Linked DNA regions of Homo sapiens: regions 1, 2, 4, 5, 6 and 7 are each linked to region 3. The links are chromatin loops, found by intact Hi-C in ENCODE. Cell type or tissue: Calu3. All regions are shown on one strand.

What was found. A loop is a pair of places that touch in the nucleus more often than their neighbours do. Peaks named below come from ENCODE experiments on the same cell type or tissue, not always from the same donor. Only the 100,000 strongest peaks of a DNase experiment are listed, where the experiment ranks them.
Region 1: a loop joins it to region 3, with 6 times the contacts of the local background. A loop is called at or near these places in 36 of 110 quality-filtered maps.
Region 2: it touches region 3 in a loop (2.3-fold over the local background); 2 of 110 quality-filtered maps call a loop at or near these places.
Region 4: it touches region 3 in a loop (6-fold over the local background); 66 of 110 quality-filtered maps call a loop at or near these places.
Region 5: it touches region 3 in a loop (3.0-fold over the local background); 4 of 110 quality-filtered maps call a loop at or near these places.
Region 6: it touches region 3 in a loop (3-fold over the local background); 6 of 110 quality-filtered maps call a loop at or near these places.
Region 7: it touches region 3 in a loop (10-fold over the local background); 20 of 110 quality-filtered maps call a loop at or near these places.

What each region holds. Positions count from the first base shown.
Region 1 is chr2:188,290,004-188,294,003 of GRCh38, reverse strand. It overlaps GULP1 (GULP PTB domain containing engulfment adaptor 1), which reads right to left and starts at 2,130. Exons shown (of 12, transcript NM_016315.4): 1 at 1,838-2,130. RefSeq lists an enhancer at 1-278. In Calu3, CTCF peaks have their summits at 1,945 and 2,166; DNase peaks (open chromatin) are centred at 193, 1,243 and 2,133.
Region 2 is chr2:188,083,202-188,087,201 of GRCh38, reverse strand. All of the region lies in intron 2 of LINC01090 (long intergenic non-protein coding RNA 1090), which reads left to right. Among named protein-coding and RNA genes, the nearest start is that of LINC01090, 200 kb to the left of the region's middle. In Calu3, no CTCF peak of the experiment used is centred here; no DNase peak of the experiment used is centred here.
Region 3 is chr2:188,512,569-188,516,568 of GRCh38, reverse strand. The region is part of intron 4 of GULP1 (GULP PTB domain containing engulfment adaptor 1); the gene reads right to left. Among named protein-coding and RNA genes, the nearest start is that of MIR561, 220 kb to the right of the region's middle. In Calu3, no CTCF peak of the experiment used is centred here; a DNase peak (open chromatin) is centred at 2,468.
Region 4 is chr2:187,579,816-187,583,815 of GRCh38, reverse strand. No RefSeq gene overlaps it. Among named protein-coding and RNA genes, the nearest start is that of TFPI, 27 kb to the right of the region's middle. In Calu3, CTCF peaks have their summits at 2,176 (motif pointing left) and 2,928 (motif pointing right); a DNase peak (open chromatin) is centred at 2,195.
Region 5 is chr2:188,200,687-188,204,686 of GRCh38, reverse strand. The region is part of intron 1 of LINC01090 (long intergenic non-protein coding RNA 1090); the gene reads left to right. Among named protein-coding and RNA genes, the nearest start is that of LINC01090, 85 kb to the left of the region's middle. In Calu3, no CTCF peak of the experiment used is centred here; no DNase peak of the experiment used is centred here.
Region 6 is chr2:188,380,654-188,384,653 of GRCh38, reverse strand. It overlaps GULP1 (GULP PTB domain containing engulfment adaptor 1), which reads right to left. Exons shown (of 12, transcript NM_016315.4): 2 at 765-891. Among named protein-coding and RNA genes, the nearest start is that of MIR561, 85 kb to the right of the region's middle. In Calu3, no CTCF peak of the experiment used is centred here; no DNase peak of the experiment used is centred here.
Region 7 is chr2:187,841,121-187,845,120 of GRCh38, reverse strand. No RefSeq gene overlaps it. Among named protein-coding and RNA genes, the nearest start is that of TFPI, 290 kb to the right of the region's middle. In Calu3, a CTCF peak has its summit at 1,676 (motif pointing right); a DNase peak (open chromatin) is centred at 1,690.

The DNA.
Region 1 (4,000 bases), 220 kb after region 3:
GGTCATATCCAACTGCACTCTATGCTTAGTTTATTTTTTTGCCAAGAAGACTGATCTTAGCCACCTAAAAATTCTCATTGCAAAAGAAACCTCTTGTTTAAACCCCAAGTGCAACCGACAGCCCCTTTCCAATTAGCCCCTGCAACTTGCCCAGTCTCTTTCATGCCTGGCTACTGAGCTCAGTCTAGTTTGGCTGCCGGCCAGGTTCCTCTCTTTTTTTCCTTGTCAGTCGTAAAAACTTGGAAAACACTCCTGGACAGCTCAAGGAGACCTTTAATTATGCAGTGGGGCAGTACCTTAGCCTGTCTGCTGTTTCCAGCAAAGCCTGTAGTCACCAGCGACTGCACTCTCCCAATTTGTGGGTTTTCCAGCCAAGGCTACTTGTTCATATGGGGGGAAAAGGGAAAGACTGGCAGAGAAAGGGAGCAATTTGCAAATTTGAAGAATTTCCAATTCCTCTGAAAGTTTTCCACTTCCTCACATTCACTCTGTCTAATAATCTCCCTTACTTTAGCACCTAATCACCCATTTTGTAATACAGACACAAAATCATCAGTATTGTCTCCTGCTAGTCCTAGAAATCAGTCATGACTTGAACATTCTCCGTAACTTTTTATTCTCAAATGTTGGTGTAACGTATTTTAAAAGCAGGCACAAAATAAATTTATTAAATCCTTCCTAATTGACTGCATTACACTTTGTCAAACTTGCAGATTGAAATAGTGCATGTAAAATGTCTGATTGCAAATGAGTAAGGCGAGCTCAGTTGGGAAACACTACTAGGACCTAGGGAGGGGTACCTTGACTGCCAGCCCTCACTTACTTGGAGTTTGCCCAGCGTACCAAGTGGACCCGCCAAGCCCAACACCAGCTAAGTCTTCCTTACTCTACCTTGGCACGCTAGTTCCAGCTGCAGCGTCCAGCTTCCTGTTCAAGTCCCATTCAACATCGTAAACACATTCCAAGAAAACCAGCCTGCCCAGAGTTCCCTCCCGCACACAGGGAAGTCAGCGCGGCAGCCGCAGGAGCCTCAGAATAGAGAGAACTGCCTGCTCCGGATTCTGATCCGTGTGGCGAGTGAGGCCACGAGAAGGTGGACCCGGCCAAGCGAATTTAGCAGTCGGAGCGAGAACCCAAGGGCTCATCACCCCCGCCGCGCCTTGCGCCCTCCAGAAGAAGCTACTTGACCCGCGCAGCAGAAGGGTAACCATGTGGACGCCGCCCCTTCCTTTGGGCCCTCCCAGCTCTGAGCTTTAAAGTATCCGCGGCCCGGCCTCGGAGCTTCGCGCCTCCCCACCCCCATGCCCACATTCTCTCCCAGCGCCAACAAAAGGGAGGCTGCCCTGGAAGTTCGCTCCTGGGTCGCCTCGCTGTGACCCGACGATGACTTGCCTGCTCAGCCCAGTCTGATCCACGCACCCTCAGCCGGACGGATCCACGGTTTCCCCACCGCCTCCCTCCAGTTCCTGCTCACCGGCCCCCCGCCGCCGGACCAAAGTTACCACAAAAGGCTAAGGAGGTTTCTGGAGCCCGGAGACCGCTGCGTCCCCGACCTCGCTGGACTCCCCCAGTCATTTCTCAAGCGCTGCCATAGCAGGCGTCAACAGGTCTTAGCCTCCTTTAGTGCTGGACGACTCCCTGAGCATTTAGCTGTCCTAATTTTTTACAACCTGCTGGCCAGCGGCTACGCGCAGCCCCGCGCCCTCCTTCCCGGGCACTGGTGGCCGGAGCTGTCCACCCCCACCGCCCCTCGGGATATCAGCTTCTAAGCGATTCCACGCTACCTGGAGGGAGCCTGGGTTCGCAGCCAGGGAAGAGCCTAGATAAATCTCCGTACCTCACTGAGAGAGGCAGTCGGGTCAGGCTTCGGGCAGGGGCGTGGAGAGCTGCCGGTTCCTCCGAGCCTGGCGATCTCCACTCCGGCACGGCCGGGGCGCCGTCTCCGAGGCCGAGAGGGAAAGTTTCTCTACGCCAACACGGCGCTGGACTCGGGACCCTCCAGCTTCGGTCCCCTCCCTCTTCGCGCTCTCTCCCCCCTCCCTCCTCTTCCTAATCCGCCGAATCCAAAACTGGCGCTGGCGGCAGCTGGGACGCGGGGCTGGGGACTCCGGGTCGCTCCCGGCCGGGAACGCCGGGCTCCCCCTCTCGGTGAGAAGGAAACTCTAGCCGACTCCGGCTTGCGCACTTCTGGCGGTCTCCTTGGACATTTCCACACGGGACGCCTGTGTTCAAGCTCGCTGACTTTCCTTCTTTAATCTCTGATGGTCGTTATCTGTGGGCCCACTGGACTATCTCGCGCGTGCACGCGGAACCGGAGGTGGGTGGAGGGTGGAATGAGAGAGAAACCCATCCGCAGAAGGAGGGGCCCTACCTTACTCAGTCTTCAGCCCGGACAGAAGCAAAACCACAGGCCCCCTCTCCCACCCCACTCGCGCCGCGTTTCCTTTCCAGCCTCTTCCCTGAGACACTAGATCAGGACCATTTGCCTTTTCTTATCTCTGTGTGTTTCCTAACACAATTTTAAAACACCTCTGAGGCTTCATAGAGGGGTAAAGTGTCAAAAGAAATACACGAATAAGAGTAAAACGTGCCGTCTTCACAGCCTTTATCAAGAAAGCAGCCACAGTTGCTGCTGCTCTGGCCGCACCTCAGCGGACTGGTTTGTCCTCATTGGTTTGTCCTCATTTGTTTTTTAACTCGGCCTTAATCTCTGGACTTTGTTATGCCTTAAAACAGACACACACATACACACACTTGAAAATTGCCTTAACCCCCAGATCATACTCATTTGTTCCATTCAGATGTTTACCTCGGAATTAAGGACTTCTGTATAGGATTTGAGAGAAAACACAACAGCCCATTCTTACTGACCTTTGGTAAAGTTCTGCGTGGGAAAGGGAGCAAGAAGGAGTATCCTTATATAAGAAGTTCTTCAAGGATGAGAGGACCTTTACTAAAATTTTTTCTGCTGCTCAGAATTTAGTTTACTAAATTTTAGTTTGAGTGTGAAAATAGATGAGAAAAGGAAAAAGGCATTTTGCAAAGCTAGCAGTTATAATGTATTACAGTGGATCCAGGGCTTAGAGTCAGACAGGCCAGATTCCATTCCAAACTCCATCTTTACGCTTTCTGTGCCTACCAATTATAACTGTCAACAGGAATTCTATAATCTAGCTCACGGAGTCACAGTCACATTTACAGGAGTTAAAATAGAGTTGTGATAGGCGCAGAGAAAATACTCAATAAATATTTGGTTCTTATATCCCACCATGTTTTACTGTAATTAGGAGAGAGGGTGGTGCTAGAAATTTTCCCCCAAAGACCCTGTAACTGAATCAGTTTTCTTCTCCTTAATGCTTTTTCCATTTAAAAAGGCATCATTTCACAATTTTTGAAATGGAAACTATGTTTACAGATTAACTAGTTCCAGCTGAACTCCCTTATTTTAAATACAAGGTAACTGAAGTCTAGGGCTCTTAAGTGACTTTCCCCAAATCTCATGGTTTGGAGGTACTAAAGCTAATATCAGAAATCAGTCCTCATAATAACTTGGCTGGGGTCCTCTTTTAACTGTTTTTCTCTTTATCACAATAGTCAAGCACACATAAAAATAATTATATTAAAAATATTAATCTCAGGACAAATGCTAGTTTTTTTCTGTAAATAACTCTTAAGCAATTAATTTATGAACAATCATTAAAAATTAAATAATGTCATTTAGATGATCACTTGGTATCAATGTGATTATAAAAATAAAACAAATGGTAGTCCAGTATTTAGGAATAAGGAGGTTGATGAGATGAACGAATCCATGCTTACATTATATATTTACACATAGATATTTTGGGTTTTTTAGCCATAATATTAAAAGATTATAATAACTCTCGATTCCCAAGAATACATCAACATACCACTACAGTTGGCTGACCCTAGTTTGTGAACAACTAGATCAGTGTTCAGGACACACAATTCAACTTGAACAAGTTCAAGGCCAAAGAAC
Region 2 (4,000 bases), 430 kb after region 3:
GTATTCTTGATAGATACTCTTTATCAGATTGAAGAAGTTCCATTCTGTTCTCAGTTTGCTGAGAATTTTATATCAGTGAGTATTGCATTTTGGCAAATGTTTTTTCTGCATCAACTGATATAACTTTTTGTCTTTTTTTCTTTATACTCTTAATGTGGTAAGTTTTCAAATACTAAACCAGCTTTGTATTCCTGAAATAAACTGCCTTTATCATTGTATGTAATTAATTTATCTATAATCTGGATTCTATTTGCTAGTATTTTGTTGAGGATTTTTATATGTATGTTCACAGGGATTATTGGTTTGTAATTTTGTTTTTTTGTATTGATGTTATCTAGCTATGGTATTAAGGCAATGCTGGGCTCACTAAAAGAATTGACAAGTGTTATCTATTTACTGGATAAAATTGTGTCAAATTGAGGTCATTTCTTAATTATGTGTTTGATAGAATTTACTATTGAATCTATTTAGGCTGAGTGTTTTTTTAAAAGCTTTTTAACTAGATACTCAATTTTGTTAATAAAGATTATTCATGTTATCTATTTTTATCTTTGATATATTTTGATTGTTCATATTTTTTGAGGAATGGTGCATTTTTTTTTATTCCAATTGGATAATTTCTATTGATTTGTCTTCCAACTGGCTAATTCTTTCCTCTGTCATGTTCATTTTGCTATTGAACCAATCTTGTGAGTTTTCAATTTTTCTTACTGTATTTTTCAGTTCTAAATTTTCACCTTCGTTTTTCTTTATATCTGATATTTCTTTGTCAAGATTTTCTATATTTTCATTTGATTCAAATAATTTCTAATTTTTTATCAGAGTATTTTTATGATACAGATTTTAAAATCATCATCAGATAATTGCAACATCATGTTGTAATTAGATACATCTTGCTTTGGTGTCTGTTGATTTTCTTGCTCAAATTGATATTTTCATGGTCGACATGGTAAATGATGTTTAATATATTCTGGAAATTTTAAGTTGTATATGATAATATTTCCTATTTATATCTGCTAAAGCAGGTGATATGCCTGTTAAAGTTCAGAGTGCATGTCCTGGCCAACTTTTGTGGGCCGTAGTTTAAATGTTAATTGAGATTTCAAAACATTTACAGTGCTCTTCTGGTCTCTTCTGTTTATGTGCTTTTCATTAATGACCAACTTGAAATCTTGGCAATATTCTGCACCATCGTTCAGTTCTCATACATTTTGCCCTGTGATTCTGGTTGGTTTCATGCATGGCCGCTCTGGAGTTTGCCCAGAACTTCATATACAGGATCTCTTTCTGAAGCTCCCTCTTCTTCCTATACATAGCCTCTATTTTCTAATTAGGTGGGAGTTGGTTGCTTCATCTTTGCTGTCACTCAGCTAGTGCAAGATTAGGATAGTAGCAGCGCTCTACTTCATGAGCTCCACAGCACATGACAGGAAGGAAAAAGAGTGCTGCTTCTTTTCTGATGCTTAGTTCAGCGTTGGAATGATCACATCGCTTTTTTACTCCACAGTCTTCCTAGTCACAATGCTCACTGTGGATGGGAGGGAAAGCACATCTGCTCATGCTATTGCAATGTGGAGATGATTGGTAGGACTCTAACACACAGTTGGCAGAGTGCACAGTGGGGAGAGATAGGGATACTGCCTCCTTTGTGCAAAATAGGGATGAAAGACAAGCTATTGTTCAAAGTCTGGGGCTGGAGGATGCAGTAGGGAAACAGAGAGGTGCAGCGTTTTCTTGGAGGGAGTACATAGTCAAGAGGGTTATGTCTCATTAGCCATCCTTTTCTGTGTGTATATATATGATAATGGGAGCAGATAAAACAACAACAACAAAACCCCCACAAGGATGGTATATATACCCCCACAAGGATGGTGTATATATATATGCATACATATATATGCGCATACATATATATGTACCATCCTTGTGGCGGTTTTGTTGTTGTTGTTTTATCTGCTCCCATTATCATTTATGTTTTGTGGGTTTCTCCAGTACCCAGGCAGAGATACATAGGAGGAAAAAACAAACAAAACACAGACAATTCACTTCCCCCTTATTCCTCAAGTCATAAAATCTCTAGCTAGTTTGCTTTCTTTTCTGGACTTTTAAGGTACTCTGATATTTACTTATTTTTTCTGAGATTTTTTGTTGTAATTCATAGAAGGAATAAGGGACTAACTTTTTTGGGGGAGGAAAACATCCTATGTTCAGTCAATTTTTAAGGCCAGACTTTTAGTTCTAGTCTCATTTTCTGTTTTTCAGCATTAGCTAAATATGTTCTGAGTACTCTATTAGCTCTTGCGGGCAGTTAGAAAGGAGAAGTAGACTTAGTTCTAGCCCCTCCGTCTATTATGATCGAGTTCGGATAAAATATATCTACTGAAAACCTTATGTGTACCAGACACTGTTCTAAACTGGGGGTGAATTATCGTGGTCTAATTGGGGAACAGAAATTCAAACACACAAACTCATTATGAAAAATTTTTTTTAAAAATTATTGAAACAATGAGAATTTATCTTTTTATATATGTACAATTAAGAGAAGGCATAACAACCCTGTGAAAACTGAGTAGTTTCACAGTTAGGTAGAAATTTGATTGACTAATTGGGAAGTGGGACAAAGTGGAAAAATACAAATTTTCACACAATAAATCTACAAATTCACATAACCAGTAAAGCCCATATAGAAATATACTTGTTAACTAAGCAATTAAATTGATATAAAGAAGAAGAAAATAAGAAATAAGAAAAATGAGGGAAAACATGTTGTGATTTGGTTTTATTGAGCAGTATTTCAGGTGATAAGATCAGTCATAGAGAAAGGTGAACTATATGAATTCAGGGCATTACACACATGTGGAGAAATGTCATATGATTTTCTTACTATGGAGATGGTCAAGTACCTTATTTTAAAAATGGATGAGAATCCCATTAAAACAATTTTCAGTTTACATGAGAGGGAAATATGGAGATAGTAAAATTAAATATCAGTGTAATATCTATATAATACCATGCTCACTAGTGAATATGACAGATTGAAAAGAAAAGAGAAACAAAAGTTAAAGAAAGACAAGGTAGTAACTCAAAGATAACATCAGAGTCACTCTGACAAAATGACTCTGAGGTGACATGGCTATTTCTTTTTATAAGATCTGATAGAGGAAAAATGATTACAAATATTCTTTAAGGAATATAGTTTTTAAAAATTAAAAACAAATGAAAACAATAATTAACTCTTAAGGGACTTAGAAACTATTTCTTATAAAGAAAGTATAATTTATTTCTAAAAAAGTAATGTTATTTGGACCCTATCCATATTGGAAATTAGTTCAATTATAATGAACGAAGGCCAAAATCAACTTTTAAGAATTATTTTCAGTTTGTTTAAAACATATATTGATTCCTTAATATTTGAGTACCTGATGACATGAACATTCACAATTTTAGAAAGGCCAAATTTGCCACTCTAAACAAGAGAAAACTTGTCACAGCCAGACGCAACATTCTTAACTCTACCTGGCACCTAAAAATGTTAGGAGAAAGACAATGATTCCTGGAAGGGACATAGCTTTTCTTGGCATTTTGTGGGAACATCTGCTAATGCTGAAGATGGCTATCGATGAAACGAGAGGGACCTACAATGCTTTGAACGTGTGTCTGCTCTAAAATTCATGTTGAAACTCCACCATGCTTAGCATGTTACTGCCATCTTCATAGTCCAAAAATGGTTGTCATGAATTTTATCATTGTTTCCTTTGTCCAGGCAGAAAATGGGAGAAGGATGAATGGAAGAAGTGCAAGCAACTAAAGGGACATAACGCTAAGGCTATTCATCTTAAAAAGCTTTCCCAGAATCTCCCCAGGGATGTCCACTTAGATCTTCCTGGCCATAAGTGGGACATGTGGTAATGAAGTCAAGGATTGTTAGAGTGCTAGCACTCCCACCACTGTGGAAGATAAAAGTAAGGGAGAAGAAACTATTCATTGCTTTCTTTTGAAT
Region 3 (4,000 bases):
GAAAAACTAAAGGATAGAACACTATCAATCACTTTCCCAGAACCAAAGGTATAAATTTTCAGATTAAGGGACTCAATGTTATATTAATGAGTGAAAACAAATATACAAGCACAAAGAGGCTTACCATCAAAGCACTAGAGATTGAAAAAAAATCACAAAAGATTCCAGAGAGAAACAAACAACAAAAAATAAAACAAAAACAAAACCCAGAAATATGAATGACATCAGACTTCTTCACATCAGCAATAATGGAAGAAAGTAACTTCAAATTCTGAGGGAAATGATAATTTTGAACCAAGTTTCCAGGCTATGAGGAAAGAAAAATTCATACTGAGATGTGCAGAGGCTCAAAAAATTGCCTGCCATGTCCCAGTTCTCAGTAAGAAAAGAAGGAACTAAAATAAAACAGAGGGAGTAATGAGCCCAGGAAACAGGGCAGATATGTCAGGAGGGTGTTGATGGCCACTACAGATATGACGAATAAAAGCACAGCAGTACAACACTTTATCCAGAATAGAATAAAATAACAAAAGACAGGAAAGCAAAATGCAGTTGCTTCAGTGAGTGAGGCTTAGGAGAAGGGCTAGAGAAGGTTTTGTTTTTTAATTTTTTCATTATAAATTTTGGAGAAATATTTGACTATTTTAAATGGACATAGATTATTTGATAAAATAAAAATGAAATTAAGCCCCCAGAAGATAACCTGTTAATTTAACATATGCTCATTTATTCCTTAAAATATTTTTGAGTATTTACTATCAGTCTAGCATTTACTAAGTGCTGGGTAGCGATCAGGTAAAAATGTCCCTGTATTCATGGATTTTATCCTCATGAGTGTGTGTGTGTGTGTGTGTGTGTGTGTCTGTGTGTGTAAGTGTGTATGTGTATCTATGTCTATTTTATGTCTAGATCACAGACACACATATTATATTTTGATCACACAGATGGACTGGGCAGAGTGTGGGTAATATTTAAGAAAGAGTCATCAGTTCTCTCTAAAAAGGTGGCATATTAATAAGATGTAAGGAAGAAATGAAACATACACTCAAGCATATTAAGGTTAACATGACTCTGACGTGCTCACTAGAGATACCAGACTCAACAATTGGGTATACAGTGCTGGAGTCTGAGGAAGAAGAATTCTGAAGAGAACATGTGGATTCGGGAGATCCTGGCACAAAGGTCTCAATGAAAGGCTGAGAGATTGAAAAGAGCGCCAGCATCCTGGGTCCTCAGGTAGCTGCCATATTTCAGAGGGAGATGGAAGAGAATAATGCTGCAAAGGGGAATAAGATGAGTGTTCAAGGAAATGGCAGGGGGAATCATGCAAGTGAGACATTAATACTCCTGAATGCGGTTGCCAGATATAGCAAATAAAATTACAAGATGTCACTGCTGGTAGGAATGTAAAATGGTACAGCCAATCTGAAAAAAAAAATGGTTTGGCAGTTTCATTTCAAACTAAATGTGGACTTACCATAAGATGCAGCAACTGCACTCTTGAGTATTTACCTCAGAGAAATGAATACTAATGTTCAAGTAAATGTCCTGCACGGATGTTCATTGTAGCTCTCTTTGTAATAGCTCAAAATCAGAAACAATCTAATTGTCCTGCAATGAGTGGATTCTTAAACAATGGTACATCTATACCATGGAATACTACTAAGGTATAAAAATGAATGAATTATTGATAAACAAGACAAGTTAGATGGATCGAAAGGGAATTTTGACAAATATTAAAAGCTAATCCCAAAAGGTTTATTTTTTATTGCTATTTACCTGAAAGAGGCATACAGGAATATTTCATTGACAGTCTCTTAAAAATGGGACACTGGTATATTCAACATTATTTAAAATTGTGTAAAAATACTCATTTTTATGTTTTGCAACTTTATGTCTTAATTCCTCCATGTGAGAAAACAAAAAAAATTAGCAATGATGAAAAAAGGAGTATAATGTTTCAGACTATTTTGCTTCATACAATTAGATTCAGTGTTATTTTTCACTTTGGCAAAGAGCAAAAGAAAAAAGTTATGTGTTGTCTGGCAAGTGATATTTGTTCCTGCATTTTTTTCTTACTTAAAGTGTTCAGGGTTTTATTTATTTATTTATTTTTTCTGTACAATAAGTCCTCACTTAACAGCATCAATAGGTTCTTTGAAACTGCAACTTTAAGCTGAAGGACATATAACACAACCAATTTTACCATAGGCTAACCGATATAAACAACAGTTAAGTTCCTACACCATATTTCTGGTCACAAAAATATCAGCAAACTTCTAAATAAAGACCGAAATACTTCCAATGTTAAACACCAAAATAAATGTGAGCTATACATACATTTAAGAAAGATCAATAGAAACAAGTAAGATAATTGTTTACTCAATTGTTTTAGCTCAGGGTCCCAGGTGGCAGGAGCCTTGCCCGATAGCTCGGGGCAAAGCTGGAAACAGCCCTAGACAGGACGCCACCCAGTGGCAGGGCGCACACACACACACACACACACACACACACACACACACACACACTCAGAAGGGGACCATTTAGACAGATCAGTTACCAAACCTGCGCATTTTGGAATATGGGAGGAAACAGGAGTACTCAGAGAAAACCCACGCAGATATGGGGAGAACCTGAAAACCCCACACAGACAGTAGCCCTGTCTGGGAACTGATATTTTTTTTCTCATCAACCTTATAACCAATAACATGGAATAAAACAACATTGAATCAAAGAGTGTTATTCAAGGCCCTGCTGTAAATCCAAATAGACAAAATTTATTACGGTGAATTTTTTTTTAAGAAATATCAGGCCATAGAGTTTACATGAGTACAAGTGTGTGTCTTGCACAATTGTGTGCTTGTGCCTGGAAAATGCAACAAGGTTTTTCTGTTTATTTATGAATAAATACGTTAATTTTAATATTAATATATGTTCACTAAGAAAAATGAGAACACTCCAGAAAATGTATCAATGAAAATAAGCATCAACTTTTACCTCACAGCCAAGAAGTGGCTTTCTTAAAAATATTGCACATTATCTTTTCAATTTACATTAAAATAAAAGTGATCGGCCAATGACAATATTAAGCAAACCTAACAAAACCTCATCAATTACTATATAATTTGGCATTATTGTGTAAATATGCAGGTATAAGTGATTGTATCTACATATATTGAACTTTGAGATTAAAACATTGAATATGACTCCCAAGCAAAATGGACAGATAAGAATGATATAAAACACAGATGGGAAATTTAGAATATTAGATTATAAAAGGTAAGATGTAGTCATTGATCTAAAAATGTTTTGTGTATTATTAGTCTATATAATGAAAGTTATAACAGCATGGCATATAGTTCGTCAGATTTTACAAACTAGTAAATGTCTTTTTTAAATCTTCTATAAAGACTCTGATAAATACAGAACAAGTTTCTGATACTATAGATATAATTTTATATTCAACATAAATACTCCACCCCATGTATCTCTCCACTCAATGTATTTGAATACTTATTGTTTAGGCAGATGTACAAAAGACAGCATTTTACAGGCTGCAGTCTGCTGAAATTAAATCTATAGAAATGTTATCAAACTTGCTATTGTAAACAAAATATTTACCTTGGTGACTCTTAAAATGCTAGTAAGATATGTCGTATTTGGTTAATATTTTCCAAAATTCCTATAATTATTTTTCAAATAGTTAAAATGAAAACAAAGACTTCTCTTTTAAGCTAATTTCCACAAGTGATGTCTATATTCATTTCTTCCATTCTTTCACTGTATTCTATTTAACAAAATGTGTGGAAGTTTGAGGATTCTACCCTCGTTATCAAATATTATTCAAAATGGAAGATTTTTTCACTTGAAAGGCTGAATAGTTGTTTTATAACTTGCTTCTTTGCCAGTAGAGAGCAGTGTTGGACATCATATGGACTCATTTAGAATATCTGCTTTCCTTCCTCAAATGTTTCAGAATCACTATGAATAATGTAGGACT
Region 4 (4,000 bases), 930 kb after region 3:
ATACTCACTGAAGATTGTTTCCATACTTTGGGGCACACAGGTAATTGAGCCCTAAACGTCATCTTAAAGTAAATGCATTACTCAGTTGTCATCCTTATTTGTGAAAGGAAAGGTACAGACACTCCCTAAGTTTAAGATAAATATGAAAAATCTGGATTAAGCTTGTGATTTAAGGATTTTATTACTTATTTGTGGTGGGAGGAAGACCGACTACTGTCTATATGCTTTTATTGTTTAGTGTGACTTTGGGTTATCTTGAATGTCACCTGGATTCTGAATGATTTTTACATTGAAAGAAAGAAAAAGGACTGTTGCCAAGGCAGTTGAAATGATTTTCTTCCCAGTCCAGGTGGGCTTTGGCAGGCATCCCACTTTCTAAGCTCTCTAATGAATCACAAATATATGGATCTGACACAATACTAATAGAACTAGGAAAAAAATTATGCCGTGAAAACGCTCTTTTCTGAATTGATTTTGCCGTTAATGGAACTGAATTTGCATGTACAGTACTTCTAATTAACCTTGCTTTTCTGTGCCTGTAAAGTGGACAGCAGCTGTTTATCACTTTGTTTCCATGGGGACATAGAGGATATGATTTTGTGATTGTATATTACCTGTTATGAAATCAATTAAGCATATTCTGCTTCTGTAATATTTCTCCAAAGTAAAACAAAAACTCAATTTAAATTTCAATTTTCCTTGCTTCTTTCCACTTTCAACTCTACTCATTAAATATATAACATATTATTGGCCACACTGAAATTTTTATTCTTCTGTCATTTGCTCGTTAAACATTTCCCCTAAGGCCAAACTTTTTCTCCAGGCTTCTGGTAAATCTATCTGTGGTTATGAATATATTCTTCTAAAACCACATTAATTTCAGCAAAAATCTATCATGCCAATAAAGAAAACTTGAGAAAGTTATGTGTGATACAAAGTGGACAAAAGCTATGCTTTATGTCTGAATGTGTCTCCTTTCTCCTTTGGTAAAAAATGTACTAAAATGTTAAGTTCCAAGCAAACAGAATTTTTCCTTTTTTGTTTGTTTGTTTACTGCTGTAGTCCCAGTAGTGGCACATAATAGTTGGCCGATAATAGTTGGTGAATGGATGATTCAATAAATGCACTCTTTGTATTATTGTGAGGTGAGAGGCAGAAGGCATTATGGTAACTATATTCTAAATATTAAAAGTTATTAATCAAGCTAGTATGTTGTTACATAAAATATTTTCCATCCCATTTAGACAAATATATTTCATAAAGACAATTGAAAGATATGTTATAAAGCTGTATTTTTTATGTTAGGAAAATTGACAAAATATTTAGACACATCAAATACATTTTTTCTGCATATTTAGGTATTTAGTTAATTGGTTATGATGCTTGGATTAATAATAAATGAAAATACATAGATAATTCATAAGTATATGTTTATTCCATATTGATCTTCCTTGCCTTCATTTCAGCAAAACCAGTAATTATATTGCAAGCATGATCATTGCATCATTTTGTTGTACTGTATTTAAGCGCATGCAATTTGAAATATTTTTTCAAAAATGTAAATTCAATTAAATTTAAACATTTTTAAACATCATCTTTTCAATAAGTTTTTTCTTCTAAAGAATTCAAAATTACTTATTAAAATGCAAATACAAATTGCAAATTTATTATGAATATGAAAATTTAAAATAGCCAAATGAAACCGAAACTTTAATATTATTTAAAAATGACTATGTCTTAGTAAATGTTTTAAGAAAAACAAAACCATCATCAGTTCTAATATTCACCTAGCTGCCAATAGAAAGAACCATGATTATACTTTCTGTGTTGTTTATAGACTTATATATTAACAAATTTGAGTTAAATGAATTGTCGTATATAGGAAAAGGTTCTTTCCCCTCCTTGTACAACTGGTACAAATACCTCATTTATTTGTATGTTCCTTTAGAAAGGAATTAGAATCAAACTAGGACACTCAGCACTTTTGGGAAAATAATGCTTAACATTCTATGATCCATTCCATTATTCCTGTTACTTGGGACAAAGGATTTGACGGGGTAATTACTTATTTTTTATCTTAGCTGAGCACTTTTGCCACTCAAATCCTTCTTGTACACAGAAGCAGGAAAATGGGGTAGCTTTCAATGAAAAAGCCTGAAACACCTTAATCCAGTGATCGAAGTGAACATTGATCGAGACAAACCAAAATGAAGTGCCCCCTGGTGGAAGGAAATGAGAACAAAACAACCTCACTTTTGTAATAATCCTAGAAGATAACGCATAACCTGAATTTAATTATGTGGAAATAACAAGTTACTCCAAATTAAGGGCATTCTAAACATGCCTGTAATCCTCAAAAGTGTCAATAGTAGGCAGTCATATTAAAAACTAAGCTATATCTCTATGTGGTTATATGGAATAAACCCTAAGACATATATTTTAAGTTTTAAAAAAGTTAGAGACCAGTATTTTAGTTTTGAAAAAAATTCTAAGCATTTAGAATTCATTTCAGAACAACAAACAGTTAGTGATTGTCACCTCTGGGATCAAGTAGAGAGTGAGAAAAATATATTTATTTTCCACTTCCCACTTTTCTGTACTGCATAATTTATTTTAACCTGAATATAAATTGTATTTAAATTTTTCTTGAATAAAATGTATTTTGAATTGTTTTGAGTACTACAACCTTTGTTTTTGAGTCTCAGAAAATAGGAAAATATTTTCAGGCCAAAAATAACACTGTTGTTAATTTAGTCAACACGAGACTAATCATAGCTTATGACACTTGGAGTCTCAGTCGTCCCTGTAATTAACTAGCTATATAGGTGTTTGGGCAAGCACTTGAATTTTTTGAGGTTTAATTACTAATCTTCATAAATGAGTTTTCTTGTAGTTTTAACTTTCTTTTTAGAACATGAATTACAATTTATATATCATGTCGTCAACAGAGGGCAGTAATTAACCACAAGTAATCCCTGTTCTCTGAGCAAGCATGAATCATTTTAATAGAATTTGAAGAAACATAGTATTCGAAGGACCACCATTTTCTTCTCTATTCCTACAAATTTTGATCACATTCCAGTTTTCTCCTCTCCAAACAAAGACTTCAACCAACCAAACACTTCTTATTTCAAACAACATCAGTCCTTTGGGTTAGAAATAAAAACATAATAAAAGAAGAAAGATTATAAAAATAATTTCATGATGACAGAAGGGGCCTTGCCAATGCGAATCAAAATGTCACTTACTCTCTGCCTTCTAATCACTTGCATAGTGGGTGTCGATGCATTAGTGCCCACTGGAACGATTACAGACAAAGGAGTAACAGATTTGAGTTTAAACTATGCTTGGCTCCTTACTGCCAGTAAGTACTAAAACTCTGGCCAATTTAATTGAGCTTTCTAATAATTCTCAAATTTCTTTAGATTTAAAATAGTGACAATAGCTACCTTAGAGGATTGTTTAAAGATTAAAATAGTTATTTGAAAAGATACAACAGTACTAGGTATTAAATAATGTTTATTATTACTATACTACTATTATCATTATACAGATTTGTGTTAGGACAATAGTATCTAATAATAGAAAGAATATTGCATTTTATCCTTAAGCTTATGTGTATATATACATATATGCAAAATATATACGTAAGTTTATGTAACATATGTAATATATGTACATATGTTTACCTAATATAAAATAAGCAAAGAACATAAATAACGATTCACAAAAGAAAAAGAAAAATATCCAATAAGAAAATTAATATTCAACTTCGCTGTTACTCAATGGACTGCAAATTTAAAATTTTGCCAGGTTTTGCCTATAAAACTGAGAAAAAAAATTTAAGTGTCATTAAAGGAGTTTACTATCATAAACTGTAAAGTGCAAGTGACTAGAAATTGACATAAAAATATAATTATTCACCATGGGATTCAAATTTTAAATTTTTTTTTAAAAAATCTGAATATGAGATGAATAAAATTTTTTCTTTACATTTTAG
Region 5 (4,000 bases), 310 kb after region 3:
CAGAGAAAAGAGAGTTTGTACAAAGGCACAGTGTTGAGAATAAGCTTGTCATATTTAGGGAACAGCAAGGATGCTACCATCGAGTTGTAAAAAAGTAAAGCAGGAGTTAAATGGTTCTGGGCACTAAAAAGAAAGGCTATGATTGCAAATATAAATGGCTTAAGGAGGTGGAAGCCCAGTTTAATGGAATTAAGGTGGTCAACGTGTCAAGACAATGCTGGCATTTTAGGTATAGAGAAATTTTGTTGCCTAGTTGAAAATTTTCAAGTGACCTTGGGAGCCTGATAAGGATGTAGGTTACTGGCAGAGCTGGGCAAGGAGTGAGTGATTGATATTGCCAAATGGCTTATGAGACACAAAACAAAAATAACTTGTTTTGGAAAAAGTTTAAGTAAAATGATTATTCCTGTTAAAGATTTATTTAAGTTGAGACAAAAAAATTGGAGACAGAGAATTTTTGTGAGAAGTTTGAGTTCATAGGGAAGCTTAGGAAACATGAAATTTGATTTCCAGAGAGCAGAGTGAAAAATGTTTTCAGGAAAGATAGGGCTTAGATAAGTCAAAGAAAAAGAGAAAAAGAGGGGAAAACCCCATCCAAATCTCTCGCTCTCTCTTCCTCTATGTATTCTAAATGTCCATATATTTAATGAAGAACAGATAGTCAGTGGGGAACACTAGCAGACATTAAAGGGATATGAGGCATGAAGAGAATAGCTGACTTTGGAATATTACGTAACATTGTCATTTCAGTGTAAGCTGAGGGTTTTGTTGTGCTCAGGGGCATAAAGATATTAGCAAACAGTTTTGTTTTTTTTCTTCTATACAGAAATATATGAGGAGATTGTTATGAAAAATCTGAAGAAATTCTTGTTCATCCTTGGTCAGCTGTGCTGTGGATGGGATTAGTTTCTAGAATCCTCTCCTAGTGGAAAAAAAAAAGTGTAGGAGCATAGTTGAGTGAACTCAAAATGGTTATGCTCCAAAAAAATAACTTATTGTTATAGATCCCAGAGAGAGTCTTCAGCCACACAGAAAGATTTGTGGCTTTGTTCTCTAAACGGAGCATACAATATTGTTTTTATGGGCAGACTATGTTCTTTTAAGACAGGTAAGATAACCAAAGAAGGAAAATAAGCTTTTCAAATAATTAGCAATCCTTAGACAAAACTTGTTTTCCTTTCTTGGTTATGTTACCTATTTGTTCAGTAGACAGAGGCTCTTAGTGTATGAACTAAGAGTAGACATTGTAAATAAATATTCTTTTTCTCTGTTAAAAAATGTGCACTTTAAAACTGCTTTAAAAACTTGCTTGTTTTTCTTTACAAAGATTATGAAACTACAAGGTCATATAAAAAAAGTCATGATTCAAAATTAGCTTATTGAGTGAAAAGAATGCATTTCATTAATACAACTAAGGAAGAATACAAACTGCTACAATCCAAAGAAGCACATTTTATAAAGGGAATTACATAAACAAATATTTTGGATAATGATACAAGACTTGGGGATACTAAATACTTCACCTACATTTTACAGAATTATTTTCTAAATAAACCAGATAAGTGACAGAATAAAGAAAAAACTTTCTATAATAAAGGTATTTCTGGAAAGCTTTTATTTCATTATATTCCAGCTTCTGTTTTTAATTATAATTATGTTGTTATCATTGGCTCAAATATCTTGCCTTTCCCTGTGAATCTATGAAATATATACCAATTTCTCACAGCTTAATTTTATTTTCTCTATGGGATTATCTGAAATCATTTCTGTTCTTAGTGGCTTCACATCTCCTAGAGGTTCTGCATCAATCAAGTTGTACTAAATTACGCCTTGCTTTGCTTAATATTTTTATTATTTATTTTTAGACAGGGTCTCTCTCTGTTGCTAGGCTGAGTGCAGTGGCAAAATCATGGCCTATTGCAGCCTCAACCTCCCTGGTTCAAGCGATCCTCCCACCTCAGCCTCCTGAGTAGCTGGGACTAAAGGAGCATGCCACCATGCCTGGCTAATTTTTTGTATTTTTGTAGAGACGCAGCTTCGCCATGTTGCCCAGGCTGGTCTCAATGTCCTGGGCTCAGGCAATCTGGCTGCTCTGGCCTCCCAAAGTGTTGGGAGTATAGGCATGAGCCACTGTGCCCAGCACCTGCTTAATATTTGTATAACTTAAACCTACCAACCTATTAACATTTTTTAAAACTGTAAATGTGTTGTGGACAGAAACCTTTCCTTAGTCATGTTGTGCTTCTTTATTTAATTTTATAGGGAAATAATGATAATTTGGAAATTTGCCTCTAAAGATTCTTATAAGGATTGAATGTGATGATCTGTGTAAAGCATTTACCATAGTGACTCTCACCAAGAAAGACTAACAAATGTTACTAGTGATAATGAAAACAATATAATGAAACAAACTTAAACTTTTAAAATTATATAATAATCATCTAAACTTTGGGGAATTGTTAATATGTAATTTTTATGATATATATGCATATAATAATGCAACTCTAAAAATTGGTAACACTCAAATTGCATGTGCACTCATTAAATTATTTGGGGTTTGCCATTGATTTTTTACTGAGCAATGCTATTTAACAATTATACATACAATAGCTCAAATAAAGTCAGCCTACATTTCTTCAGAAGCAGTGGGTAGGAATGACCCAGAATTATTCATTGTTGATACTTTCGTTTATATCATATTGCTGTCCTTGATTCAAACTTGAAAGCAGTTTAGGATACTATTTTCGCCCACAGTGGCAAATGCCTCTGATTTCTGCTAAGTGATTCTCTGATCAAATCAGTGTGAGTAGAGTCAATTTAGCTGGGTTAATGGGATTTGGCTTCTCAGGATAAGTAGCTATTTCAGTGCCTATGCACATTTATCTTCTTTCACAGTGGTTAACAGGCCCCTAATAGAATGACAGATTTCCAGGGGTCACCCTATAAAAATATTTGGATTTCTTAACAAAAAAAAAATGTTATATAGGTAAATTGATAGTAATTCATTAGTATAACATGCTTAATAAATTATAAGTGTTTAAAAACTTATGGAGAGCTTCCTTTAGGTGAATATTATTTAAAGCAATAGTATATAAATATGAGTTCTTAAAATATTAATAATCACGTAGGGAAGTTAGGCCCATTGAATCTATTTGTGAAGTAAAGTTTCAGTGAGAGTGTTTAGGAAAATAAAATAAGTGAAATAAGATTTGGAATACAGTAGTCTCCCCTTATCCATGGTTTATCTTTCCACAGTCCAAAAATATTACAGTAATTTGAGACATCATATTTATACAACTTTTATTACCGTATATTATTATAATTGTTCTATTTTATTGTTAGTGATTGTTTTAATCTCTTACCGTGCCTAACTTATGAATTAAACTTTATCATAGATATGTAAGTAGAGACATATCTCAGAGATATTGTGAGTTTGGTTCGAAAGTATCACAATAAAGCAAATAGAGTAATATAGTGAGTCACACCTTTTTTTGGTGAAGTAGTCTCCTTCTGGATGACTTTCAGGTAGTCTCTTTCTGTCTCTTTGTCTCAGACTTAAAAATACTTTTACTTTGCTTTTTGGCATGAATCGCTTAATCAGTCTTCCTGTTACTCTGAACTTTTGCTTTTTTCCAACTCTGCCTCATTATTTTATTCATTAATTTCACCTTTACAGACTTCCTGCTATCTGTTAGCTTTGCTCCAAGCATTGGAATTCTAGAGATACAAGGCAGTCACTGGCTTCATGGAGATCTTCTTGTCTTAATTTCACTGTAATATTTAATTCAAGTCAATTAAGTAAAAATTTACTAGCATTTCCTATGTTTTAATCATCCTGAGGAAAAGAAAGATGGAGAACTGTCTCCGATCTTAAGAAATTCATAATCAGATTAGAGAGAGCAATATTTACAAACATAGGAAAGTGTATTAAATGTTGAGATAAATGTTTTTTTAACTTGTTATGGGAGTTTTGAGAAAAGATCTGATTTTATACCATTGA
Region 6 (4,000 bases), 130 kb after region 3:
GACCTGCCTTGTCTCTAATGAGACTCTGGATTGTGGACTTTTGAGTTGACGCTGAAATGAGTTAAGACTTTGGGGGATTGTTGGGAAGGCATGTTTGGTTTTGAAATGTGAGGACATGAGATTTGAGAGGGGCCAGGGATGGAATGATAAGGTTTGGCTGTGTCCCCAACCAAATCTTATCTTGATTTGTACCTCCCACAATTCCCACATGTTGTGGCAGGAACCTGGTGGGAGGTGATTGAATCATGGGGGCGAGTCTTTCCTGTGCTGTTCTCATGATAGTGAGTGGGTCTCACAAAATCTGATGGTTTTAAAAACAGGCGTTTCCCTGCACAAGCTCTCTTCTCTTGCCTGCTGCTGTGTGAGACGTGCCTTTCACCTTCCTCCATGATTATGAGACCTCCCCAGCCATGTAGAACTGTAAGTCCATTAAACGTCTTTCTCTTGTAAATTTCCCAGTCATGAGTATGTCTTTATCAGTTGCATGAAAATCAACTAAATATAATACTATCATTGTAACTTTGCTTAAAGGAAAAATCCAACAAAACAAAAATAAAATTATATAGAACAAAATGATGACAGAAGTTATTTTCAGAAAAAAGGCTCATCAGTGCTTTTAATTTTATTTTACTTTTATGAATTTTACTATTTTTTACAACAAAAGACTATATTTTTAAACATTCAACACATAATAAAAGCATTTTTATAATTTCAAGTCCTTTTTGGAAATAATGGAAAATGTATAAACAATCATTTATTCTTACCTGGGTATGCTCAAATATAGTTGAAAGAAAATGGACACTTGACTTTATATAGCTTCTATCATACAGTTGCCATCAGAATTCTTCTATCAGTTTCTCTCCTATGTATATCAGATGGAATCATAAATAACTAAAAAGAAAAATATAATTGGACTTAGAATTAATCAATAATTACATTTCTGTTTATTTTAATTTAGAAGTCCAGCATATCTTTTAAAATTCCAATTATGCTTCTTGCAAATGTTCAAGAAAGTTACCAAATAATAGGGAAATAATGATAAAATATGTAAATATTTGGAAAACATTATTACTGATACCTAGGTAATGGAAAATAGCAAGATTTGTAGATGATGTGTTAAATGTTTTAACTCACAGATATGTTACTATTAAAGCCTGGTGATAGTTCTTTAACAATATATGCCTTTCCCCCTTGAACAAGAAGTAGCCCCAACTATCTCTTTCACATATGATTTATTTGGACTAACCAAGCACATACCCTGTTCATGATGATTAAGAAGGTGAAACTGAATTTTAGAAGGCACTGATTTACTTTCATTTTCATTCTACTTTGACTCTTACGGCAAGGCATTTAGATAGCTTATCCTTCTATTCATAATCATGCTATAACTAGAAGAGATATGTTAATTGGTTAAGACTTTTCTATTTTTATTCCAACAAACAAAACAAAAATTCTTTCTGGGTAGACACAACAGCACAAATTATGTCTTCCTTTAATTATATTATTTCGAATGTACCGCTGACATAAGTTCAAATAGTACCAGAATTCACAGCATAGTATCTTTTGCCAAAACACTAAAAAGACCTGATCTTTTTGAGGGAGGGGGAAGAATGGAGAAACATATCTAAGTCTTGTGCCCTGCTTCCCGTCATAACTTTGATACAAACCCCTTGATACAGACATTGATGATGCCATATCTATATTTTTGACTTTCTTAGATAGATCTCAAATATTATTTTATCTCTTCCTCTGTGTTTCAATCTAAGCCATCTGAATACTTTGAAAGCCATCGTTTTCCAGCTTAGCCACAATATTCTTCAGAAGCCTATTGACCTATTTGTTCAATGTATTTGTTTTCTTCTGTCTCAGCCTCCCGAGTAGCTGGGAATACAACTGTGTGGCATCATGCCCGGCTAATTTTTGTATTTTTAGTAGAGAGGGGGTTTCGCCATGTTGGCCAGACTGGTCTCGAACCCCTGACCTCAGGTGATCTGCCCGCTTTGGCCTCCCAAAGTGCTGGGTGGATTACAGGTGTGAGCTACCGCGCCCAGCTTCTTTTTCATATTCTAACATGACTTTAGAGAGAAAGAAAGAATCTCAGTTTAGGTTGCCCCAGAGGCAAACACTGAGGTAATAATAACTTCAATGCGAGAAGTTTATTTGGGAGATGATCCCAGGAAATATTAGCAGGGATGAAAAGAAAGAAGTGAGACCCGGAGTGGAAGACCTCCTACCAACACAGAGATCATTATCAGGCCTGTAACACTACTGGCAACTGCAGCTTAATCTGGCTGGGGAAAATCAGACATCCACTGTGAAATACACCCCTCAGATATATCTCACTGTAAGAATGAGAGCTAGCATATTTATACACCAATCCTCATTAGTCATTAGCTGAGGGTTGCTCCCAGGGGCATTAATTCCCTGGAACTTTCAGCCTATTTGGTTGGCAAAGTGGTCTCTTGTGGCCAAAGAATCCCTTAGGTAGAGAAATGCAGGATAAGCATTAGAAATTTTGCCAGTCTGAACTACAGCACTAAAAGAGAGGTTATAGGCTGATCATCAACAGCATCTACTACAAAAAGCAACAATTTTAAATTTTGAATTAAAATATTAGCACAGTATATTTTAAGGCCATATATTTATATTTTATAATTTTAGTGAAAAATAATGTTTGCTTACTCAGTAACACTATTATTTATTAAATCGTATGTTATTTTCTTAGCATTCACTGGATCTTAGCATGTATGAATGACACAATTCATTTCACCTTGCTGTAAAATGTAAGGGTTGTATCATCACATACTTCCAGCTCTAAAAATAGATGTGTTTATCCTGGACAGGAAATTTCAAGCATGACACATAGTTAAAAGGTAAACTATAAAACCATGTCATAATTTCCACAGTCTTTTATCAGATCATGTTTTTCTTGTTTGTTGGTCTTAAATGAGAGGAGAGAAAAGGAAGAACAAAATTAGTTCTTTTTTAGGATGATATAGTTTTTCCATTTTTCTTTTGACAACTATTGATCTTATGAACAGAAATTAGAGAGAAATAATTCGAGATAAATAATTGTTATCAAAACTATTCAATACATTTCATTCCAAATTTTATAAAAGAAAATATTTTCCTTAAAATGGTCAATTCAATTTAATCAAGATAAATAATTGTTAATAAAACTCTTCAATTGATCTAATTCCAAAATTTAATAAAAGAAAATATTATCCTTGAAATGGTCAATTCAATTTAACATCCCCGTAGCCTTTATTTTTATCTTACGTTGACTGAAACCCAGTCATACTGCAGGAAATACTTTTCAAACTAGAATATTTTATGCAATGTGACAGAATAAAGAAGAGCACAAAAATACACATATCAAAAAATAAGAACTAACTTATGCCTACTTCTGCCTTTCTTCTTGCAGGAAATGACATATTTTCCAAATGGGATCTATTATTCTATGTCTGATATGATTAGATTTTTCATAGAAAGAGCACTTTGAATATTCTTGCAAAACTCAGACTGGCTTAGGGGCTGCTCTTTTGAACATATTTTTATTTTAAAATATAAAATCCTGATTTCCAATTCAAATGCTTCTTAAAATTTTAGTATGAACATAATATGCTCAATTTGATACTGTTTTGCCACCATTTATTATATATTTTCACACAATTTGAAGACGTATATGAAATTAAATGAAACCAACTATTTCTTTACTAAAACTTCCTTTATCCCCAACAGTACCATTTAAGAAAAACATTATTAATGCTGCAATATGACAAAATGCTTCAATTTGTTAATGTAACAGGTAAATCTTAAATATTCTATATGCAATAAACCAAGCAAAACAGAGAAGTCAGGCCAACTTGTATTTCTACTTGTCATCATATGAAATACAGACCACCATTATCATGATCTTAAAATATTTTCAAAATCATTATTCTCTTTTTTACCTAAGTCCAATAATTTAACAGTATTTAATCTAATTTGCAAAATGTTT
Region 7 (4,000 bases), 670 kb after region 3:
TCTGTCTGAAAAACTCAAGACATGTGTCACAATTTATATGTTTATCCAACTTTAGTTATATTCAAAGGCTTCATATATGTAAAAGAGCTATTCTCATAATACTGGAGGAATATTAGTTTCCAATTTCAACTCTCCTATACTACAACAAACTTTATGCCTTAAAACAACAAATATTTATTATCTTGCAGTTGTGGAGTTCAGACGTCTGAGATGAGTTTTATGTAGCTAAATTCAAGCATTACACAGAGCTGCATTACTTCCCAAGGCTCCAAGAGAGAAATAGTTTCCTTGTGTTTTCCAGCTTTCAGAAGCTGTCTGTATTCCTTGCATCATGGTCCCTTCCTCCATCTTCAATGTGCATCACCCCAACCTCTGCTTCCATAAGGACATCTTCTTTTTCTACTATGCTCCTCTTGCCTCCCTTATATAAGAACCCTCGTGGTTACATTGGACCTGGATAATCCAGGATAACCCCACAAGGTCAAAATTCTTAATTTAATCACATCTTCAAAATCTTTTTTTTAGTATGTAAAGCAGCATATTCACAGGTTCTGAAGACTAAGGTGTGGCTATTTTGGAGCCATTATTCAGTGCACCACACACCCATATAAGAGAACATGGTGATATGCTTCAGAATTTAATATTCTTATAGAATGGTTTATGATTAATGACTGTCATTAGCAGTCTGGATTGTAGTTAGTGAAAATGGTTAATTCTTCTCATGGTGTTATAAACCTTATTCAACCTGACTGTAATCCATCTGTGTTGCTAAAAAAATTTCAACTCAGCTAACTCATTTTGAATGTAAAATATTATTATGATTTTGCACATCAATGTACTCAGCATTTATTCAGTTGGATGACTACATTGTATGTTAGGCATTTGGTAAGGAATGTAGATACAACGATGAATAAAAAGTGATGTCTGTCAAAGATGAACAAGAAGAAACTGTGGGGCAGATAATGTAAACTGTTACAATGTAAAGAAAATCAAAATAGTGTGAAGGAACAGAAAAAGAAAGCATCTTGATAAGAAATACTGGTAAAGACTTCACAGATAAATTAGCAATTCATTTTTATTTTTTTTAAATGGTAAGGATTTTCACCAGTGGTGATACAGAGGGGAGAGATAAAAGGCATTCTAAGAAATTAGAACAATTTGTGAAAAGATGTAGGGCAGAAAACATGTGGTTGAAACAATATTTGCAGGTAGACGAAAGTAAAGCCTGGATGATGTAAATGACCAGACCTTATGGCTTAAAAAACAGGTTAGGATCTGATTTTGAAAAATTTTAATGCCATGCCAAAGAATTGGAGCTCAGCTCAACCATAAAGTGAAGCCACTAAAGAATTCTAAAATGGGATGTGGGTTCTTAGAGATGTGATTTGAGTCTACTATACTGCAGACACTGTTCTAGGTGCTGGGATACAGCATAGAGCCTATACTCTAAGGGCCAGTTAGCAGTCCATTCGTGTGTTCTAGTCTTTTAACTTGATCACTACTTGGTTTTGATCACTTAATACTCCCAATATAAAATATTACATATATAGTGAATATATATGGGTCTATGTGTACACACATACATATTTATAATACTGAATAAGATGAGGGCGCTTTTCATTCTTATGTGTATCTGAAGTGGAGGAATGTAAATTTCTCAGTGGAATTTACCTTTTCCTTTATCCAGAAGGGGGCAGCACATCCCTTGTGTAAGAAGATAACGCTAGCTTTCTCCAGAATGTCTGCATAAGCCAGTTTTTTAAAAATGAGAACCTGAATTTTACCGTGTTTCTTGTCAGCTTAGAAAAAAATTCTTAGTAAAAGTTGCCCACTTAGAAGTACATGAATTCCTTCAGATCAGGGACCGTCTAATCTTACAGTAATTCACGTTCATTTCCCTCTCTGGGTGCCTGATGGAAAATTAAATTCCCCTCCATTCCAGACTCCATGACAACTTTCTTGTGGCTCAATCCTCCACATGGACTTCCTGAGACACTTCGCATATTGATATATATTTTTTCTTTTTTGCTCCAATTCACCTTCACTTATATTAAACCAGCATACAAAGCCATTTGGATATAAACGAATCATAAGACTCAGAAGGCTTTTCTCCTATCTTGCCTTGATTGATACAAAATCATGGACCAAGGCATGACTTTTTCTATCAGTTCTCATCATGCTCTCATTCTTCACGAACTTATAAAATAAAATTGAAGAGATTCTAGATGGCAGTACTAAATGTCTACATTTGCCTTCATGTAAATCAACAACTAAACCACTTATAAACATATGTGTCTTTAAGCTTTGCTTTCAGAATTCCTCCTGGCTTCCCTTTGCACACTGTACGTCAGTTATTCAGGCCATTCAAACTCCTGTCCAATGTGTCCTTGAAATGTTGTGTGACTGATAACATGCCTCTACCTTTTCCTGTCTCACATGGAGCTCATTAGTAGTAGTCCCCAGTGTCTATTGTTGACATCTTCATGTCCACGAGTACCGTTCATTTAACTCCCACTTATAAGTGAGAACATGCGGGATTTGGTCTTCTGTTCTTGTGTTAATTCACTTAGAATAATGGCCTCCAGCTGCATCCATGTTTCTGCAAAGGACATGATTTCATTTTTTATGGCTGCATAGTATTCCATGTTGTATAGGACATGATATCATTCTTTTTTATGGCTGCATAGAATTCCATGATGTATATGAACCACACTTCCTTTATCCAATCCACTGTTGATGGGCACCTAGGCTGATTCTGTCTTTGCTATTGTGAATAGTGCTGCAACGAATATGTAAGTGCATGTATCTTTTTGGTAGAACAATTTATTTTCTTTTGGATGTATATCCAGTAATGGGATTGCTGGGTCAAGTGATATTTCTAAGTTCTTTGAGAAATCTCCAAACTGCTTTCCACAGTGGCCGAACTAATTTACACTCCTATCAACAGTGTATAAGCATTCCCCTTTTGCCACAGACTCACCAGCCTCTGTTGCTTTTAGATTTTTTAATAATTGGCATTCTGACTCATGTGAAATGATATCTCACTGGAATTTTGATTTCATTTCTCTGATGATTAGTGATATGGAGCATTTTTTTCTATGGCTGCTTCTCTGTCTTCTTTTGAGAAGTGTTAGTTCATGTCTTTTGCCCATTTTTCAATGGGGCTATTTGTTTTTTGCTTGTTCAATTATTTAAGTTTCTTATATGGAAACTTTCATGTTTTAATGTCTTTGTTGCTCACATTTTGTTTCCTCTTATAGCTATATTTCTCTAAAGGAAGTTTATCACACAAGGAAAAATTACTAAATATCTTAGAAATATTTTGAAGTGCTTATTAATTAATGATAAGGATAATTTAGAATAATTACATTTACAAATAATGTTTATAATACTGATTAATATCCTAAATGTAAAAAAATCCACATTTCTACATACAATTATATATCTAACATACACGTATGGAATGTGCTTTCTATTTAGAGTTGGGAAGATATTTTGCTAGGATTCACTAGACCATGTTAAAGTCAGCCAAAACATTATTATAGTTGTCAATGTAAGCATTTCTTGTGAAATGCAGAATAGATTTTAATATTTATTCATTAATTAGCTAAAACTATTGATCTATTTTGTTATTATGCAAATGTATTCCAGGTAAAAATCTACCATAATTCTGCAGACAAGTGTATCTAAATTATGCATAATACTCTAATTCTTCCATACAATGTACAAGCGGTGGATTAAGAAAAAGGACAAAATAAGCTTTTTAATATGTTTTCTGCTGTGCTCAGTGAGTACATTAAAATTATGTCCCCTTTTTCCCACACTTGCTTGAGCTGTTAACAAAAGCATAAAGATTACGATTGCCAAATCTGTCCAGTCTATAAATCAAATTAATTATTTTCTCAATCATTTCAGATCTTTGTTTCAATTTTAATAAGTTAGAATAGTTTATCTGGCCAAGGAACTTCCAACAAAGTTTGCTTTATTTTGTTAATAGGAC